Regions from separate parts of the Homo sapiens genome. Here region 1 is linked to region 2. The links are chromatin loops, found by intact Hi-C in ENCODE. Cell type or tissue: heart left ventricle. All regions are shown on one strand. Each heading gives the region's core, and the rest is flanking DNA. Links, peaks and the distances in the headings are about the cores only. Region 1 has its middle 130 kb from the start of FAM53A. Region 2 holds the start of LOC105374349 (a long non-coding RNA gene).

Evidence for each region. Hi-C counts contacts between places; a loop is a spot of excess contacts. Peaks named below come from ENCODE experiments on the same cell type or tissue, not always from the same donor. Only the 100,000 strongest peaks of a DNase experiment are listed, where the experiment ranks them.
Region 1: a loop joins it to region 2, with 2.7 times the contacts of the local background. A loop is called at or near these places in 1 of 110 quality-filtered maps.

What each region holds. Positions count from the first base shown.
Region 1 is chr4:1,545,112-1,554,375 of GRCh38, forward strand. No RefSeq gene overlaps it. Among named protein-coding and RNA genes, the nearest start is that of FAM53A, 130 kb to the right of the region's middle. RefSeq lists enhancers at 1-208, 3,777-4,633 and silencers at 3,893-4,012, 6,729-6,899. In heart left ventricle, for the core only: a CTCF peak has its summit at 3,913 (motif pointing left); DNase peaks (open chromatin) are centred at 2,850, 3,120, 3,430, 3,930 and 2 weaker places; H3K4me3 peaks cover 2,527 bases; H3K27ac peaks cover 1,837 bases; H3K27me3 peaks cover 2,196 bases.
Region 2 is chr4:1,623,722-1,632,985 of GRCh38, forward strand. It overlaps LOC105374349 (a long non-coding RNA gene), which reads right to left and starts at 5,564. Exons shown (of 3, transcript XR_925052.3): 1 at 5,231-5,564; 2 at 4,215-4,296; 3 at 3,593-3,961. It also overlaps a transcript of FAM53A not described here. RefSeq lists an enhancer at 5,392-5,531. In heart left ventricle, for the core only: CTCF peaks have their summits at 5,601 (motif pointing left) and 5,809; a DNase peak (open chromatin) is centred at 5,600.

The DNA of each region.
Region 1 (9,264 bases), core at 747-8,746, 79 kb before region 2:
GGAATGGTTCCCTGAGGCCACACCTATAATTTTATTGTTGTGTGAATATTCTGTTTGAACGGGAGATTACAATTTTACTTCCTGTTCAGTAAACATCCCCACCGCAGGCCCTACTGAGGGAGTCATTAGCGGCCGTGTGGGGAGTGGCGATTAACAGTGGGTTCAGTGCAGCAGGACAGCCGGACCCCTGCCCCAGGCTCTCAGCAGGACAGCCGGACCCCTGCCCCAGGCTCTCAGCAGGACAGCCGGACCCCTGCCCCAGGCTCTCAGCAGGACAGCCGGACCCCTGCCCCAGGCTCTCAGCAGGACAGCCGGACCCCTGCCCCAGGCTCTCAGCAGGACAGCCGGACCCCTGCCCCAGGCTCTCAGCAGGACAGCCGGACCCCTGCCCCAGGCTCTCAGCAGGACAGCCGGACCCCTGCCCCAGGCTCTCAGCAGGACAGCCGGACCCCTGCCCCAGGCTCTCAGCAGGACAGCCGGACCCCTGCCCCAGGCTCTCAGCAGGACAGCCGGACCCCTGCCCCAGGTACTCAGCAGGACAGCCGGACCCCTGCCCCAGGCTCTCAGCAGGACAGCCGGACCCCTGCCCCAGGCTCTCAGCAGGACAGCCGGACCCCTGCCCCAGGCTCTCAGCAGGACAGCCGGACCCCTGCCCCAGGCTCTCAGCAGGACAGCCGGACCCCTGCCCCAGGTACTCAGCAGGACAGCCAGACCCGCCCCAGGCTCTCAGCAGGACAGCCGGACCCCTGCCCCAGGCTCTCAGCAGGACAGCCGGACCCCTGCCCCAGGTACTCAGCAGGACAGCCGGACCCCTGCCCCAGGCTCTCAGCAGGACAGCCGGACCCCTGCCCCAGGCTCTCAGCAGGACAGCCGGACCCCTGCCCCAGGCTCTCAGCAGGACAGCCGGACCCCTGCCCCAGGTACTCAGCAGGACAGCCGGACCCCTGCCCCAGGCTCTCAGCAGGACAGCCGGACCCCTGCCCCAGGCTCTCAGCAGGACAGCCGGACCCCTGCCCCAGGCTCTCAGCAGGACAGCCGGACCCCTGCCCCAGGCTCTCAGCAGGACAGCCGGACCCCTGCCCCAGGCTCTCAGCAGGACAGCCGGACCCCTGCCCCAGGCTCTCAGCAGGACAGCCGGACCCCTTGCCCCAGGCTCTCAGCAGGACAGCCGGACCCCTGCCCCAGGTACTCAGCAGGACAGCCGGACCCCTACCCCAGGTACTCAGCAGGACAGCCGGACCCCTTGCCCCAGGCTCTCAGCAGGACAGCCGGACCCCTGCCCCAGGTACTCAGCAGGACAGCCGGACCCCTGCCCCAGGCTCTCAGCAGGACAGCCAGACCCCTGCCCCAGGCTCTCAGCAGGACAGCCGGACCCCTGCCCCAGGCTCTCAGCTGGACAGCCGGACCCCCTGCCCCAGGCTCTCAGCAGGACAGCCGGACCCCTGCCCCAGGTACTCAGCAGGACAGCCGGACCCCTGCCCCAGGCTCTCAGCAGGACAGCCGGACCCCTGCCCCAGGCTCTCAGCAGGACAGCCGGACCCCTGCCCCAGGCTCTCAGCAGGACAGCCGGACCCCTGCCCCAGGTACTCAGCAGGACAGCCGGACCCCTGCCCCAGGCTCTCAGCAGGACAGCCGGACCCCTGCCCCAGGCTCTCAGCAGGACAGCCGGACCCCTGCCCCAGGCTCTCAGCAGGACAGCCGGACCCCTGCCCCAGGCTCTCAGCAGGACAGCCGGACCCCTGCCCCAGGCTCTCAGCAGGACAGCCGGACCCCTGCCCCAGGCTCTCAGCAGGACAGCCGGACCCCTTGCCCCAGGCTCTCAGCAGGACAGCCGGACCCCTGCCCCAGGTACTCAGCAGGACAGCCGGACCCCTACCCCAGGTACTCAGCAGGACAGCCGGACCCCTTGCCCCAGGCTCTCAGCAGGACAGCCGGACCCCTGCCCCAGGTACTCAGCAGGACAGCCGGACCCCTTGCCCCAGGCTCTCAGCAGGACAGCCGGACCCCCTGCCCCAGGCTCTCAGCAGGACAGCCGGACCCCTGCCCCAGGCTCTCAGCTGGACAGCCAGACCCGCCCCAGGCTCTCAGCTGGCGGTCAAGGTCTCCTGCTTTACTGATAAACTTGTCTCCAGGGACCCACACCCCCTGCCCAAGGGCTCTTGATCCTGGGCAGACTTAGAAGCAGTGCAGGGCCTCAGTGTGGGCCCTGAGCCTCGGGCTCTAAAGGGTGAATGGCACGTTCACACCATCGTCTTTCCTGGAAACGACAGCGCCTGCCATTCAGGACATTACCCAGCCCCCGGCCTGATAGCCCATGACTCTCCGGTTCATAACACAAAATCACACTTTTCATCAAGAAGCTTGTATTCTCCAGATAATTCAAGAATCCACACAGCAAATCCAGCACAGACTGTTTGCTTCCCAACACCCAGACACATGTGCCTGCAAATTCCTGATGTTACGAAGACCTGCCCCGGAGAGGGGAGGCATCGCCCCAGGTAACCCCAGGCCACAACCCACATCCCACACCCCAGACGACCCCGGGACATCGACAGTCCACACCCTAGACAACCCCGAGGCACTGAAAACCCACACCCACACCCGAAATAACCCTGGGACACTGACAACCCACACCCCAGACAATCCCAGACAACCCCGGGACACTGACAACCCACTCCCCAAATAACCCTAGGCAACCCCAGTATGCTGACAACCCACACCCCAGACAACTCCAGGAGACTGACAACCCACACCCCAGCTGACCCCGCATCCTGGCTGTGATGGGGCTGCCATCCACACCGCCTGCTCCAAGGGCTCTGCTGCTCCGGGTTGGACCTGCACGGTTCTGGGTCACTGCAGGACTTGGGACAAGTGACTCAGTTCCCCATTGAGCAGGACAGCATCCCAGCCGCCCTGGGTTACTGTGATATCAGGAGTCAGTGGCCAACGTTTCCTGAGCCCTCTTTCTGAGGCCAGACGCCAGCATGGAGGCTGCAGCGAGTCCCTTCCCTCATCTGCACGAGGCTTGGGGACCCCATGGCCACCTGGCCCAGGTGTGGGCACCGAGGTGGGGCTGTGGGGTGAGCTCCCGGGTGGCCCATGGCTGGCAGTCGGCCGTCCTGAGGGGACTCTAGGTACGACACGAGGTCCTCCAGCCACAGGCATCAGCTTCCCCTCTCGGACACAGGCCAGCAAAGACAATCGCCGGATGTCTGAGTACCCCCTCTCCTTCCAAAACAAACAGAAAACCCGTCCACAGCATCTGTCGACCAAAAGAAGAACCGCCAGAGTCCAGGGAAGCAGCTTGCCGGGAACCTGCCAGGTTTGCATCGAATTCCCCGAGTTCCGGAAACCCCGTCCGTCCCAGGCAAACAGGCACCGTGGGTCACCCTTCCGGGACCCACATTCGCGCCAGGCCTAGGTGGAGGCCTTGGCCCTGGGAAGGAAGGCTGACCAGAAGCCTCGGCACCCTGCCCCCGCGGCCACGTGTGGACGCAGAGGCCTCTTGGGCGGTGAAAGGCTGCTCCTGAAGGCGTTTCTGGTTTTTCCATTTATAAAGCAGAGTGAGGTTATAAATCAGAAAAGTGTTTACAGGAGACACACAGCTGGCAATAACAGCTTTGAGGGGCCACTGCGTCTCTGTGACTATTTCATCTTCCACGCCAACTTAAACATGAGAAAAAAAGGCTTTGCAGCCCAGGGCCCCGCTGCACGGCCCAGCAGATCGAGAGCATTTGCAATAATTCATAGACTTCTCACTTTCATTTTTCTGCCGCCCAGGAATTACATTCCACTATTAAAATGCGCTGGGACTGCCTGGCCCGGCCGCTCCTGCGTGTTCAGACACAGGTCGGGCGAGGACCCTGTGCGGCCCCAAGCGGACCCTGCTGCGGCTCCGGGGCCGGGCGCTTGCCCCCTGCTGGACACACGGTGCACTGCAGGCAGCCCAGAGGGCCCTCCCCGCTCTGCGGGTGAGAAAATCCCGAGACAGGCGGGTTTCCTCTGAGATGGCCACGGTTCCAGGTGAGAAAGCAGGCGGGAGGGAAGAAGCTGGCGTCCAGGCCCCTGTGCAGTCACATCTGGTCCTCTGCGGCCCGTTCCTGTTCTTGGGATGCTGGCGGGGGCACTGCCCCAGCTCAGGGGCACAGAAGACCCAGATGGGTGCAGGCAGGAAGGCCAGCTTGGTCGGGGTGGTGGGGGGGGCCTGGGCCAAGGCCAGAGCCGGGACAGCCCCCAGGTGTGGTCGGGCCTGGACCTTCCCTACTGCAGACCCAGTGGGTCCCACTCGCCTTCAGTCGAGGCTTTGTCACCTCAGGGCAAGTTGAGGGCAGAGCTGGGACTCCCCAGATACTGCCTGATCTGCTCTCACTGACCCAGCCCCAGAGCCCCAGGCAGGAGGGATGGGCAGGGCCTGAGGGACAGGTCTCTGTGGTCCTCAGAGCCTCACCCATTCACAGTCAGGCATGGGGCCAGAGAAGGCCGTGCTTCAGTGGGACCACCCACTGAAGGCCGAAGGCCGGTGCCAGCCGTCCCCACAACAGGACCCGGAGGCCTCTCTGCCCCATCCTCCAGATCCAGCCTCTAGTGTGCACAAGCTGAGAGGGGATGCTGAGGGCAAGAAGGAGCGGGACTTGGGTGTCCTGTCCCACACGCCCCCGAGGGGCTGGCAGGGGAGGATGGGGCAAGATGGTGGAGCTTGTCAGGGGAGATGGGGAGCACATTTCAGCAGCTGTGCTCTTCTGGGACAGCACAAACTGTCGGGGAGAAGAGTGATGGCCGGCAATGCCCCTGGGCAGCGAGGGGTCCCGAGTCCAGGGGCTCAAATGCTTCGGGGCACGGTGACAATGCCACCTCCTCCAGGAAGTCTCCCCAGACTGCACTGCCCAGTGGTGACTCTGAGCTGACTGCACCTCCCCTGAACTCCCGCCCTAGGAGCAGCCACTCTCCGGCTGCATGACTCTCTAAGACTCGGGAGGTTTGGGGCGCAGTCCCAGAGGTTTTTCAGGAAACAGCCACTAAATGGATGAATGAATGATGAAACCTGCTGCTCAAGGGCTGCAGACCTGGGCTCTCCCTGCACTGCCCGGGCCCTCAGGGCTGCACCACCCAGGCTGGGTCGGGCCACACACCCCAAAAGGGCCCTGCCAAAGCCCTCCCACCCCAGAAACAGAAGAAGGGGCCGGCGGCCACCCCTGGGCCCAGCCCCGGCCTCCCCTTGTATGCCCCCAGCCCCCCACCAATGCCCTCCCCTGCCCCTGGTGGGTCAGAGATCTCCTGGAGGCTACAGGGAGCAAAGGCGATGCCCGCAGGTGGCGAGCGTGTTCTCAGGAGCAGGTGGGCAGGGGCCTTGCAGACTCTTCATTTCTTCCTTCCCTTATCACCGTTAGCCATTTTCATGGGATAGAGATACAGAGGAGCTCCCATTACAAAGCGCCATTAAACTGTCGTCTGTGCAACTGTGTGTGAAGAGGCATCGGATAACGGTCAGGGCTGTGCACGCCTGAGTTGCTGGCCCTGCACCCGGCCCAGCACTCCTAGAGAGAGGCCTCACCTAGAGAGACAGGCCTTCTTCGGCACCCAGCACCACTGCCCACCCCAGCCTGCCCCCCTAAATGACACTCACTGCCTGGGCAGGACAGCCCCGGGGCCCAGCACACCAGGAGGGCTCCGAACCCGGCCAAAGGTGGTGGGAAGACAGAGGAACCGTGAAGAACAGATGATAGTACAGGCTGGGGAGAGGGGGCTGGTGTCCCCAGAGGCAGGGCCACCCCCCCAACAGTTGAGGGGGCCACCCACTCACGGCGCCATGGCCAGTGCAGGGCCTGGAGTCAGGCCAAGCTCCCGTCTGCCCCAGCTTGGCATTCAGACCACCAATCCAGCGGCCACAGGAGTGAGGTGTAGCCCCAGCCCCTGGCGCTAGAGGGAAACTGAGGCTGGGGTAGGGGACCAGAGGTGAAGCAGGCCTAGACCCCACCCCGTCTCCAGGGGGAAGGAGCTGTCCTTGGACCCACCATTCCCCCTCAGTGTGTCTAAGGGCCATGGGGATTTAGGAGCCCCAGGGGCATGGCTGGGGTGGACGCTCAAGGCTGGGAGGAGCTTCTTAGGGTCCCCAGGGTCCACTCCACCTGGCCATGCCCAGCCCACAGGTGCTCAGGCCCCAGGCCAGGGCAGACTCAGTAAAGAGTCCGGTGGGCAGGTGGGAGGTGGGAAGGGGGTGTCACGGCCCAGTGTCTGGCCTTTCCAGGGATGGGGACCAGGCCTTGACGGAGGCTGGATGTGGTCAGGTGGGGCCTGGGCAGCAGGGCATGACTCCATGGGGGGCACATGTGGCACCTGGCAGGAGGTGGAGCTGCATCTGAGCAGAGCACACAGGAGCCTGTGTCCCTGCATGTGGGTTGGTGCCCATGAGGCCAGCACGTGCCTGGAGCAGCCAAGCGGGTTCCAGGACTCAAGAGGCAGCCAGGCTCAGCGAGCAAGACAAGGTTGCCTCCTGAGGACAGAGGAGGCCCAGCCAACCCAACAGATACCCCCAGACAGAAGGTCCCAGACTCACCTAAGAACCCCCAGACAGAGGGTCCCAGACTCACCTAAGACACCCCCAGACAGAGGGTCCCAAGCTCACCTCAGAGACACCCCCAGACAGAGGGTCCCAGACTCAGCTAAGACACCCCCAGACAGAGGGTCCCAGACTCACCTGAGAAATACCCCCAGACAGAGGGTCCCAGACTCACCTAAGACACCCCCAGACAGAGGGTCCCAAACTCACCTCAGAGACACCCCCAGACAGAGGGTCCCAAACTCACCTCAGAGACACCCCCAGACAGAGGGTCTCAGCCAACCCAACAGACACCCCCAGACAGAAGGTCCCAGACTCACCTAAGACACCCCCAGACAGAGGGTCCCAGACTCACCTAAGACACCCCCAGACAGAGGGTCCCAAGCTCACCTCAGAGACACCCCCAGACAGAGGGTCCCAGACTCAGCTAAGACACCCCCAGACAGAGGGTCCCAGACTCACCTGAGAAATACCCCCAGACAGAGGGTCCCAGCCTCACCTGAGAAATACCCCCAGACAGAGGGTCCCAGACTCACCTAAGAAATACCCCCAGACAGAGGGTCCCAAACTCACCTAAGACACCCCCAGACAGAGGGTCCCAGACTCACCTGAGAAATACCCCCAGACAGAGGGTCCCAGACTCACCTAAGACACCCCAAGACAGAGGGTCCCCAACTCTCAGGCACCCCTTCATTCACCCAGCTGTGACTGGTGGGCCTGGAGCCCAGGCCCAGGGCAGGTGCAGTGAAGACCCCGCCCAGACCCAGGTCCCCACACACACTGGCCACACCCCTGCCCTGGGCATGGCCTGGGCCGAGCGGTGGCAGAGGCTGCTGTCCAGGAGGCTTCGTCTAGCAGCTCCAGAGAGCTGGGCGCTGAGTGCGGCCTGCTCACCCCCTCTCCTCTCTCCTCCCTGAGAGTCAGTGGGAGGTGAGGGGAGAGGGCCTGGGAGCCAGTGGCCAGGGTCAAAGCCCAGCTCAGCCACCGGGCAGCCAGGGCCAGTCCCTGACGAATGAGGGCCACCTGGCCCGGCCACTACAAGGGTGGGGGCAAGGGTGGGGTCAGCACCCTCGCGACGCCCAGAAAGGCCACTAAGGAAGCCGCAGAGCCCAGGCCACCGAGCACAGCGGGGAGAGGAAACTGCCTGGCCCGAAGGAAGGGAGCGAGCGGTCCAGGGGAGGCACCGTCCAGGAGCCAGCGCCCGGGGCCCCTCCGCAGGATCAAAGGCTGTCCAAGGGCACGGATGCCTCCCCACTCCCACCCGGGTGCTCACCGACGCGCCCGCTCAGAAATACAATATTTGTAGGGTCTTTTTCATAAAGGTCTTTATGGGTTTGGAAATTTAAACACCACGGAGCCTGAGTTGAATTGGAAAGCAAACGTCTCTAAGCTTGTACATCTTAGAGCAAAAAAATTCAATTAAGTGGGATTTTAGCTGTTTCAATAAAATTGGACTCTCCCTCTTCAAGATAAGAGCTCTGTGGCGTAGAAGCACCTTTATGTGCCACGAGTATCCACTTCTCCGAAACGCGTAATCCCGGCTCAGGACACAATGCCCACAACAGGAAATCAATGCATAGTCGAATCAATTTGAAAATATAAAATAAACTAATATATGAGTGGAAAATTGACTTCCTATGGATTAAAAGCAGCACAAATAGTAGAAAAATCTAGCTTTTTAGCAAAAGGAAGCAGGTTGGGGGGCGGGGTCTGGGAAGGGGCCCGGGAAGCCCTCGGTGCTTGGAGGATGGCACTGGGGCCTAATCTAGCCGAGGAGAATACGGGGCACCCGGTCCGAGGCTCCAGGGCTGCCAGGCGGTACTGAGCCTCGAGGCCCCCGTCACCAGCGCACATAAATGCTGCTGGCATAACCATTGAGTGGAAGAGTTGATAACGGGACTGTTTTCAAGGGCGGTGTAATAACAACCCCTTCACAGGCACCCATGGCTCCTCTCCTCCACAGCACGGCTTGGGGTGATGGCGTGAGCTGCCTGCCCGGGGGATGCAGGGAAGAAACCCACAGGCCCGACAACATCTTCAATGATGCCTTCTCCACATCACCGCCCCCCAGCCCAGATGCCTGGGAAAGAATGCTAGAGGGGCAGCCCCGCCAGCTGGTGCAAGCATGGCGTGCAACGTCCACGAAGCTGAGCAGGATGGCCTGGACGACGCACCCACCACGGGGCTCCTGGAGAGAATGGGCAGCCGCCCGACGAGGCCTGCCGGGGTCTCAGCCCTGCACCTCCGCAGCTGTGGGACGCCATGCCTCCTCTGAGATCTCCGGTCTGTGCCGCCTCCACCCTTTTGTTCAGACATAGCTATCGCTCTCCCCTGAGCCCCCATGACCCACAGCCCCCTGGCCTGCAGGCACTCCTCCTCCAGGGAGCCCACTCAGTTGCCCCCCTCAGAGCCAGCTCCCACCCCCTCCCCGGCTGCCAGGCCACTCCCTCCCCGGCTGCCAGGTCTCTCCCTGGCCCAGACCCCACAGGCCCCTGACATCCCATGCGCAATTGGGACTCAATGCCTATGAGGCTGCCTCGCCCCGACCCCAGCAACCACCCCTCACCCTCTGTCTGACCTGTCTGACGGGGACCCCTCCTCACCAGCCCCCCGGTCTGTCTCCCCATCACCTCGGTATGTGGTTTCCAGGTGCCCTCAGGGGGCAGCCGGCGTCTCTCTTTTGGTTTGTTTATTTCCAAGCAACAGAC
Region 2 (9,264 bases), core at 908-8,907:
GCGGCCGCCGCGGATCGGACGTTACCATACATTCCCGGGGCGTCGGACAGGGCTGCTAATGAAAATATCAATCAAAAACTTGCCTGACTTAATGGTCAATTTAAATTAATTAATTGGGGAGGAGAAAAAAGTTGAGGAGGGTGGCGTTGATGGGCTCCCTCTCTGGCGGGCGGGGAGAAGTGGGTGCCCGGCTGGGCACAGCCCCCAGGCCAGGAGATGGGGCCAAGCCTCCCCCGGGACCCTGGGGCATACCTGAGGGCCCAGGGGCCATGCCTGCCTGGGGCGGGTGTGAGGCCTGAGATTCCCGTCCCACATTTCTGGGCAGGCTGTGGGTGGCCTGTCCTACTCCAGCTGTGTCGTCTGCAGGGACCACTGGTGGCCAGGTGCCCCCTCCCTGAGGCATAGAAGAGCCCCTTGCTCAGTGGGGCCAGGGAGGGCTGGCATTGTGGGCATGGGCATGGGCCACGACTGGCTCAGGTCCCTGGGCCTCATCTTGTCTGTGACACAGTGGCCATGTCCACTGCCCAGCACTTCGCAGGGCCCACGGCAGGCAGGGTGGGGCTGGACGCAGGGCTCACCAGGGATGCCCCCAGGTCAGGCGCTGTGTCAAGGGAGACACAGGTATCCCTGCTTCATAGTGGAGAAACTGAGGCTCTGAGGGGGACTGGTGCTTCAAGAGGCAGAAAGCGCCGTGACCCCCCGAACCACAAATGTGACAGTGCGGAGGCTGACGGGTCATCCAGGAGTGAGACGGAGAAAGGAACAAGGCCCAGAAGGACGGCAGGGGTGACTGCGCAGGGACTCCAGGGCCCCCATTCCAGGCAAAACCTGTAGGAAGATTCCCACTCAGCCCCTCTGGAGACATCTACATCCTCAAAGGCAATAACAGAACCCTCCGCGCAAACCAAAGGTGAGGACTCACAGCCAGGCCAGCCCGCCTCCCCGCCACCACGCCAGGTACCGCCACGCTGCGGGTCTGGCTGAGAAGGCACCTGGAATTCTGTCCCAGATGCTGTGTTTCACGCCAGATGACAGCAAAGCTCTCCCCTGACATGCGGGCACACTCCAGACTCCCCCAGAGGCCCTCCTGGAAGAACCACTCAAGGACCCAAGGGCCCAAAAGGCATCAGAAGGTCCTATGTCCCGGCCCACGTGGTCAGGGGTCACACCAGGTGATCAGAAGCCCCCACGTCCCGGCCCACGTGGTCAGGGTCACGCCAAGTGATCAGAAGCCCCCACGTCCCGGCCCACGTGGTCAGGGGTCACACCAGGTGATCAGAAGGCCCCACGTCCCAGCCCACGTGGTCAGGGTCACGCCAGGTGATCAGAAGGCCCCACGTCCCGGCCCACGTGGTCAGGGTCACGCCAGGTGATCAGAAGCCCCCACGTCCCGACCCACGTGGTCAGGGGTCACACCAGGTGATCAGAAGGCCCCACGTCCCGGCCCACGTGGTCAGGGGTCACACCAGGTGATCAGAAGGCCCCACGTCCCAGCCCACGTGGTCAGGGTCACGCCAGGTGATCAGAAGGCCCCACGTCCCGACCCACGTGGTCAGGGGTCACACCAGGTGATCAGAAGGCCCCACGTCCCGGCCCACGTGGTCAGGGGTCACACCAGGTGATCAGAAGGCCCCACGTCCCGGCCCACGTGGTCAGGGTCACGCCAGGTGATCAGAAGCCCCCACGTCCCGACCCACGTGGTCAGGGTCACACCAGGTGATCAGAAGGCCCCACGTCCCGGCCCACGTGGTCAGGGTCACACCAGGTGATCAGAAGGCCCCACGTCCCGGCCCACGTGGTCAGGGGTCACACCAGGTGATCAGAAGGCCCCACGTCCCGGCCCACGTGGTCAGGGTCACGCCAGGTGATCAGAAGCCCCCATGTCCCGACCCACGTGGTCAGGGTCACGCCAGGTGATCAGAAGGCCCCACGTCCCGACCCACGTGGTCAGGGTCACGCCAGGTGATCAGAAGGCCCTACGTACCAGCCCATGTGGTCAGGGTCACGCCAGGTGATCAGAAGGCCCCACGTCCCGGCCCACATGGTCAGGGTCACGCCAGGTGATCAGAAGGCCCCACGTCCCGGCCCACGTGGTCAGGGTCACGCCAAGTGGAGCCTTGGGGGAGACTGAAGCCACCGCCCTGGCCAGCACAGGTCATGTCTGGGCAGCCAGGAGCTGTCCAGAGACCCCAGAGGCAGGTTCAGCGGGTGGGATCTGGGCTTCCAACCCCTTCCCCAGGATCCGCCCATCAGAATCCTCCACAGGATCCTCTGCAGAGCCTTCCAGGAGGCGGCCCAGCATGTTTTTCCTGCCCCGACTCGGTGTGGCTGCCTGCCAGGGTGCAGGGGAAGTGGTGTGAGCCCCTGCCGTCCTTCTGGGCCTTGTTCCTGTCTCCATCTGGCTCCTGGATGACCCTGGTGCATAGGGCTTTCGTCTTGTGCTCTGCCCACACCAGGAGCAGAGCAAGCCAGGGGCGGTTGGCCCAGGAGGAGGAGGTAGGGGTCAGGCCGGACCTTACCCCAAGCTGAGCCCAAGTGACTACAGCTGCATGGAGCATGAACAGACGGTGGCCGTCACGAGCCGTCCACGTGGGCTTTCCTTCCACAGCATCTCACAGCAGAAGCTGACCCAGACAGCAGAGCCCAGGGAGCCCGACGCAGACCAGAGGCTGCCAGTCACACAGAACAGGAAGAACCCCGATCACCAGACCCAGCGGGGAAGTCGGGGAGGACCCAGTGTAGACTCTCAGCCACGGCCATGCCCTGAGCCCGGGGGGACCAGGGGAGGACCCGGGACAGTGTAGACTCTCAGCCACAGCCATGCCCTGAGCCCGGGGGGACCCGGGGAGGACCTGGGACAGTGTAGACTCTCAGCCACAGTGATGTTTTGCATCTGGGGGACCCGGGACAGTGTAAACTCTCAGCCACGGCCATGCCCTGAGCCCGGGGGGACCCGGGGAGGACCCGGGACAGTGCAGACTCTCAGCCACAGTGATGTTTTGAGTCTGGGGGACCCAGGACAGTGTAGACTCTCAGCTACAGCCATGCCCTGAGCCCAGAGACTCAGCCTGGCAGTGCCAACACACAGCCCTGAGTCTCCATCACAAACCCACCCACTGTTCATCCAACTGATTGAGCCCCTGGCCAGGGCTCAATCACAGGTTCTGTGGCCTGTATGTGGGGAGGGGCCAGCCCTCCCCCAGCCTCCAGATGGAGAGGGTGGGGGCCTGGCCTGGAGGCTGCCTGAGGGCAGGGGCTGTGGGACAGGACAGACTAAGGCTTGGCAAAGAGTGGCAACCATGGGCCCAGTGAGGCCAGCCAGAGGCACAGGACCAAGCGTGGCCATGTGGACGCAGGCCAGGAGGGTGGGGCTTCGCTCCGGTGCCCCCAGGTCGGCCCCCAGGAAGCCGTCCAGCTTGGCCTTGCACCCTCACACACAGCCTCCCTCAGCCAACCAGGTCCCCACCGGCCCCAGCACTGGGCACTCAGGGCCCAGCCCAGCAGGAGAAGGGAACACGACCACTACCATTTGACCCCAAGGCACCCAGAGTGCTCAGGCAGGGCCTGATCCTGCTGAGGCCATGGTGGCCGCTTGGTTGGTGTTTCTGTTCCCTGAGTAGCTCACGCCCTCGGGTGACAGAGCAGCCGTGAACTGCCGACTGACGGATACACCTCCCGGAATGTTTATGGACCACAGTCACTTGTATAACCACGGGGCTGCTTACGCTGGAGACTCAGATGGAAAGCACCCTGGGGTGCCACACACACCCAGTCCCCTGCTTGGAGCCCACCTGGCCACAGCTCCCCAGCAGACCCTGCCAGGCTGACCCCTCCCCACAGCATGGTGGAGAGCTGGGGCTCCCATCCGCCGTGGGCCTGATCCTTCTTGTCCTCTCCACATTCTCCAGGGCAGAGACAGTGTCCACACTGGGGCCAAGTGGCCAAGAGCTGCAGCTGAGGCCTGCAGGGGAAGGGTGTCGGGGAGGAAGCCCAGGGCCAGAGGGTCCCACTCCCTCCCTCCACCACCCCCTTGCCCTCTGGCATGTGTCCCAGCAGCAGCCCCACCTGGGGGTCTCCACTCAGCAGGGCAGCCCCTCCAGAGGTCATGCAGGGGGCCTGGAGCTTGAGCCATGAGCCTCCCACCCACCATGAAGTGACTCTGGGAGAGACAGGCTCTGCTTGTGAGCTGATGCCCGCAGGCAAGTCCCATCTACCTTCAGGGTCCTCCTGTCAACGGCAGCATCCAGTGATGAGGCTGAGAGGATTCCATAGGCCCTGGGGTCAACCCACATGCACCTGGGTGGGGAGGGTGGCACGGGGGGAGGGTGCACCTCAGGGGGTGGGTGGCATGAAGGGAGGGTGCACCTGGGCGGGGAGGGTGGCACGGGGGAGGGCACGCACGTGGGCAGGGAGGGTGGCCCAGGGGAGGGTGTACCTGAACAGGGAGGGTGGCATAGGGGGAGGGTGGCACGGGGGGAGGGTGGCATGGGGGGAGGGTGTACCTGGACGGGGAGGGTGGCACGGGGGGAGGGTGCCACGGGGGGAGGGTGGCATGGGGGAGAGTGGCATGGGGGGGGTGGCATGGGGAGGGTGGCATGGGGGAGGGTGGCATGGGAGAGGGTGGCATGGGGGAGGGTGGCATGGGGGAGGGTGGCATGGCGGGAGGGTGGCACGGGGAGGGTGGCATGGCGGGAGGGTGGCACGGGGAGAGTGGCATGGCGGGAGGGTGGCATGGGGGAGGGTGGCATGGGGGGAGGGTGCACCTCGGGGGGTGCGTGGCACGAAGGGAGGGCGCACCTGGGCGGGGAGGGTGGCACGGGGGGAGGGTGGCATGGGGGGAGGGTGGCAGGGGGAGCATGCCACGGGGGGAGGGTGGCATGGGGGAGAGTGGCATGGGGAGGGTGGCATGGGGGGAGGGTGGCATGGGGGAGGGTGGCATGGTGGGAGGGTGGCACGGGAAGAGTGGCATGGCGGGAGGGTGGCATGGGGGAGGGTGGCATGGGGGAGTGGCATGGGGGGGAGGGTGCCATGGGGGGAGGGTGGCATGGGGGAGTGGCATGGGGGGAGGGTGCCATGGGGGGAGGGTGGCATGGGGGAGGGTGGCATGGGGGAGGTTGGCATGGGGGGAGGGCACACACTTGCACTAAGACTCCCCAGGCTTCGCCCACTGCAGGGTCCCCTACTCCGTAGCCCAAGATAAGGGGGCCTTGGAACACCTGAGTTTGAGTACCTTCTCCCCTGGGGCCCTGTGTGCCTTAAATCCACGATGAGTCCCCGTGACCGCGTGGTCTCCAGGAGGCAGGGGCCGTGGGGTTCTCCTCTCACCCACGTCCACCCCAGGATGTGCGCCATGCCTGCGTTGGGGGACAGCACCTCGATCCCCTCCAGGCGGATACCTCGCCCAGCCCAGCTGGGAAGAGGAAGGAGCAGGGTCCCTGGGGCACTAGAGTGGGCCAGACCCATGGTGGAGGGAGCCCCATCCCCACCGCACCTGGGACCCCAGGGGGTCTGCACTCTCCACCAGGACTCCAGGGCCCACAGAGGGAGGCCGAGGCTGTGGCCACCACCTAGAGTCAATCTCTGCTGCCACCCAGCGGCCTCCAGGGGAAGTGCGGGCGAAGCCTCAGGCCAGGCCAGACCACCCGGCAGCTGGGCCCGCCAGGGAAAGCGGAGCCTGGGGCCTCAGGACCCCTCTAGGGTGGCCCGAGTCAGTCCTGGGCCTCGACTGTGCCCTGGAGGCCTGGCCAGGGGGCAGTAGGAGACATGTCCGTCCTGAGGGCCACTGGCCATGGCCTTGGCCTGGGGTTGGGCCTGTCCAGGCTCCACCAGCTCTGGGCCACCCCCTCATCCTGCCTGTGGCTGCCCGCACGGGTCCTCAGCAGACAGGAGCTGCCCAGGGCTAAGGCAGGGCCTTGCCAGTGCCCAGCTTCAGTGAAGAGTACAAGGGGGACTCCCAGAGCAGGGCTCTCAGGCCCAGACTCAGCCCCTTGGGAAGAGGGACCCAACCTGGGGTCCCTTTGGGAGGCTGAGGCAGGAGGATCGTTTGAGTCTCCGAAGGCAGTTAGTCCCGGAAGCAGCTCTGAGAACAAGGCTGGGCCCACCCCGGCCCACCCACAGCTCATCTCTGTGGCCAGAGGGCTGGCCCAGCTCCACCACACACGGCCTCGCTGGGGACAGCCTGGGCCTCACACCCCGGCTTAAAGCTGTGGTTTATTCAGATGGGCCCTGGCCTGAGCAGATGCCGGATGGAGCTTCCCCTCTCCCAGACCTTCCCTTCTGTGCTCCCTTCCTCATCCTTCCCCATGTCCCCCTGCTTCCCCCTCCGCCCAGCACAAAAAGACCACAGTGAGACCCCGCTGGACACCTCACCCGGCTGCCTGCCTGCCAGGTGTGGTGAGGGTATGAGTCCTGGACAAGGGGACCAACTCCTCACACACAGGGGTAGGTCATCCCCTTCCAAGCTGTCGGAGCTGCCCACGAGGCAGGTGCACAAGACAGCCTGGCCCTGGTGCCACCTGCTGCAGGGGCCTGAGACACCCTGTCCTCTGAGCTGCCCGTGACCAGGGGGTCAGAGCCCACCTTGGTGTTGTGGCCCCCATGGTGTCTGCTGAGACCACTCACCTCTGCCACTGCAGCCGAAACAGCCACAGCCAAGGTCTACACAAATGCACGTCGGGGAGTTCCCATCAAACTCTACGGAAACAGGCCGCGTCTGTATGTGGCCAGTGGGCCGCGGTTTGCCGACCCCCAACTCATGGATCACGTGTCACGAATCGTGTATGGGGACACACAGGCAAGAGCAGGGTCTACAAAAATACACGCCCCGGGCCCCGTTCAGCCAGTCCGTCCCACACCTGAGGCAGGCTCAGCAATTCCCCTCAGCCTCACCGCCACTCCCAAGACAGGCCAGGAGCCTGCTCTAAACACCATCGTGGAAGCCAGACAGAAAAGGCCCGCACAGCATGATCCCACGTCTACGAAATGCCCAGCTCCACAGAGACAACAAGCGGAGGGGAGGCTGCCAGGGCAGGGCAGGGTGGGGAGCGCCCACTCGTGGGGAGGGGGCTCATTTGGGCGATGGGATAAAATGGTTTGGAACCAGAGAGAGGCGGTGTCTGCACCATCTCACGAATGTACTAAATGCCAGTTAACTGAACACTAAATTTTATGTTGAGGCTGGGCACCATGGCACGCGCCTGCAGTCCCAGCACTTTGGGAGGGTGAGGCAGGAGGACTGTTTGAGCCCCAGAGGTCAAGACTGCAGTGAGCCATGATCACACCACTGCACTCCAATCTTGGTGACTGGGGGAGACCCTGTCTCAAAAATAATATAATAATAAATTAATAAATGTATTAATACTAACAATAAAAACAATGTTTCCAATAAATTATTATAACACTTTAGAGGAGAAAGACTGGAGTCAGGATGGCTCTGACTCTGCCACCTGTCACTTGAGAGGCATACGACTTGGAGCGGGGCTGAGGCAGGCGGAGACCCTGCTTGGGGCTTCCCAGCAGCCTTTTGCCCCGGGAGCTGCAATAGCAGCGGTGGACAAGCCAGAGGCAGCCCCAGGCCTGCTGTGGGCAGCAAAGGTCTCCATCAACCCCATGTCCCAGGCAAGGCCAGGTCTCTGGGCCTCAGTGTGGGGCAGTGAGGCCAGCTTGCAGCCCAGGCCGTTCCCACACATGCTAACCTCTGAGAGTCCAGGGACAGCACTGTGGGGCTCCTGTGCCGGGCATTACGGCTTCCTGTCCCTGGAGTGTGTCCCCCGCTGCCTGGGAACTCCTCAGGGAAGGGCACACAGCAGTCCCAGGGAAACAGCCTCTGAGCTGAAGGCGCCCAACCACAGAGGGAAGGTGCCATATCCACGGTGCACTGGGCAGCCTCTGAGACGCCCCAGAGAAAGAGAGTGGGGAGACTGAGGCACCCTACAGAAGGAAAAAGCTATAGAAACACTGATTCAAGAAGCTAAAAAAAACAGCCAAATCAACCAGCAAACACGTGGAATAAACACACAGAAAAGCCGCTCCCACAGGCAACCCACTGAAAACCAAAAATACAGAGATCTTAAAAGCTTCCTGAGGACGGGGGACACATGATATACAAGGAAACAGCAACAAAAAAATTGCTCCTCACTTTTAAAAATTATCCAAGCCACGGCCAGGCATGGTGGCTCACGCCTGTAATCCCAACACTTTGGGAGGCCAAGATGGGTGGATCACTTGAGGTCAGGAGTCTGAGACCAGCCTGGCCAACATGATGAAACCCCGTCTCTAGTACAAATACAAAAAATTATAGGGGTGTGGTGGCACGTGCCTGTAATCCCAGCTACTCAGGAGGGTGAGGTAGGAGAATCGCTTGAACCCGGTAGGTGGAGGTCGCAGTGAGCTGAGATTACTCCACTGCACTCCAGCCTGGGTGACACAGTAAGATTCCATCTCAAAAAAAAAAAAAAAAAAGTTTAGTATTTGGAGATACGGTCTCTAAAGAGGTAGTTAGGGTTAAATAAGGTCACACGAGTCGGTCCTAATCTAATCTGACCTGTGTCCTCATAGGAAGAGGAAGAAGATGAGGACACAGACACACACAGAGAAACGACCACGTGCAGACAGGGAGATAGTGGCCGCCTTTGAACCACAGAGCGAGGCCCTGGGAGAAAGTGGCCCTCCTGATGCTTCCATCTCGGACTTCCAGCCTCCAGAACTGGGAGGAGAGACAGCTCTGCTGTTTAAGCCCACTGTGCAGTATTCTGACATGGACCCCCAAGAAGACCGACCCACAGATGACAAGAGAACTGTCACATGACCGTCTCAACAGACAACTAACAAATAATAAAAGCAACACCCATTCGTGACGTTTTATCATCTGCGCCCTTAGAGTAGAGCCACGGGGACAAAGCTGGAACGAAGCCTGAGTCCTCTCATCACCATCCTTGACTCAGCAGCCGTCTGAAGCCACAGAACGCTCCACAGGCGTGCATGCACGTGGGCAGTTTGCACGCCTGTGTATACACACCACGCAGGCACACACTACACAGTGCTCACACGTGTGCATATTATACAGTTGTACATGGACACACATGCCCATGTGCACACAGACCCACCTGCAAATACCTGTGGACACACAGTTACACGTGCACACACACAGGTACACTTACACACAGACTCCCATGCAGAAAATGTAGGCACACATGTAGTTATGCCTGTAGGCACATATGCACACACGTGCACAGACATACATGCATGTGCACAGGGCGCACGCAG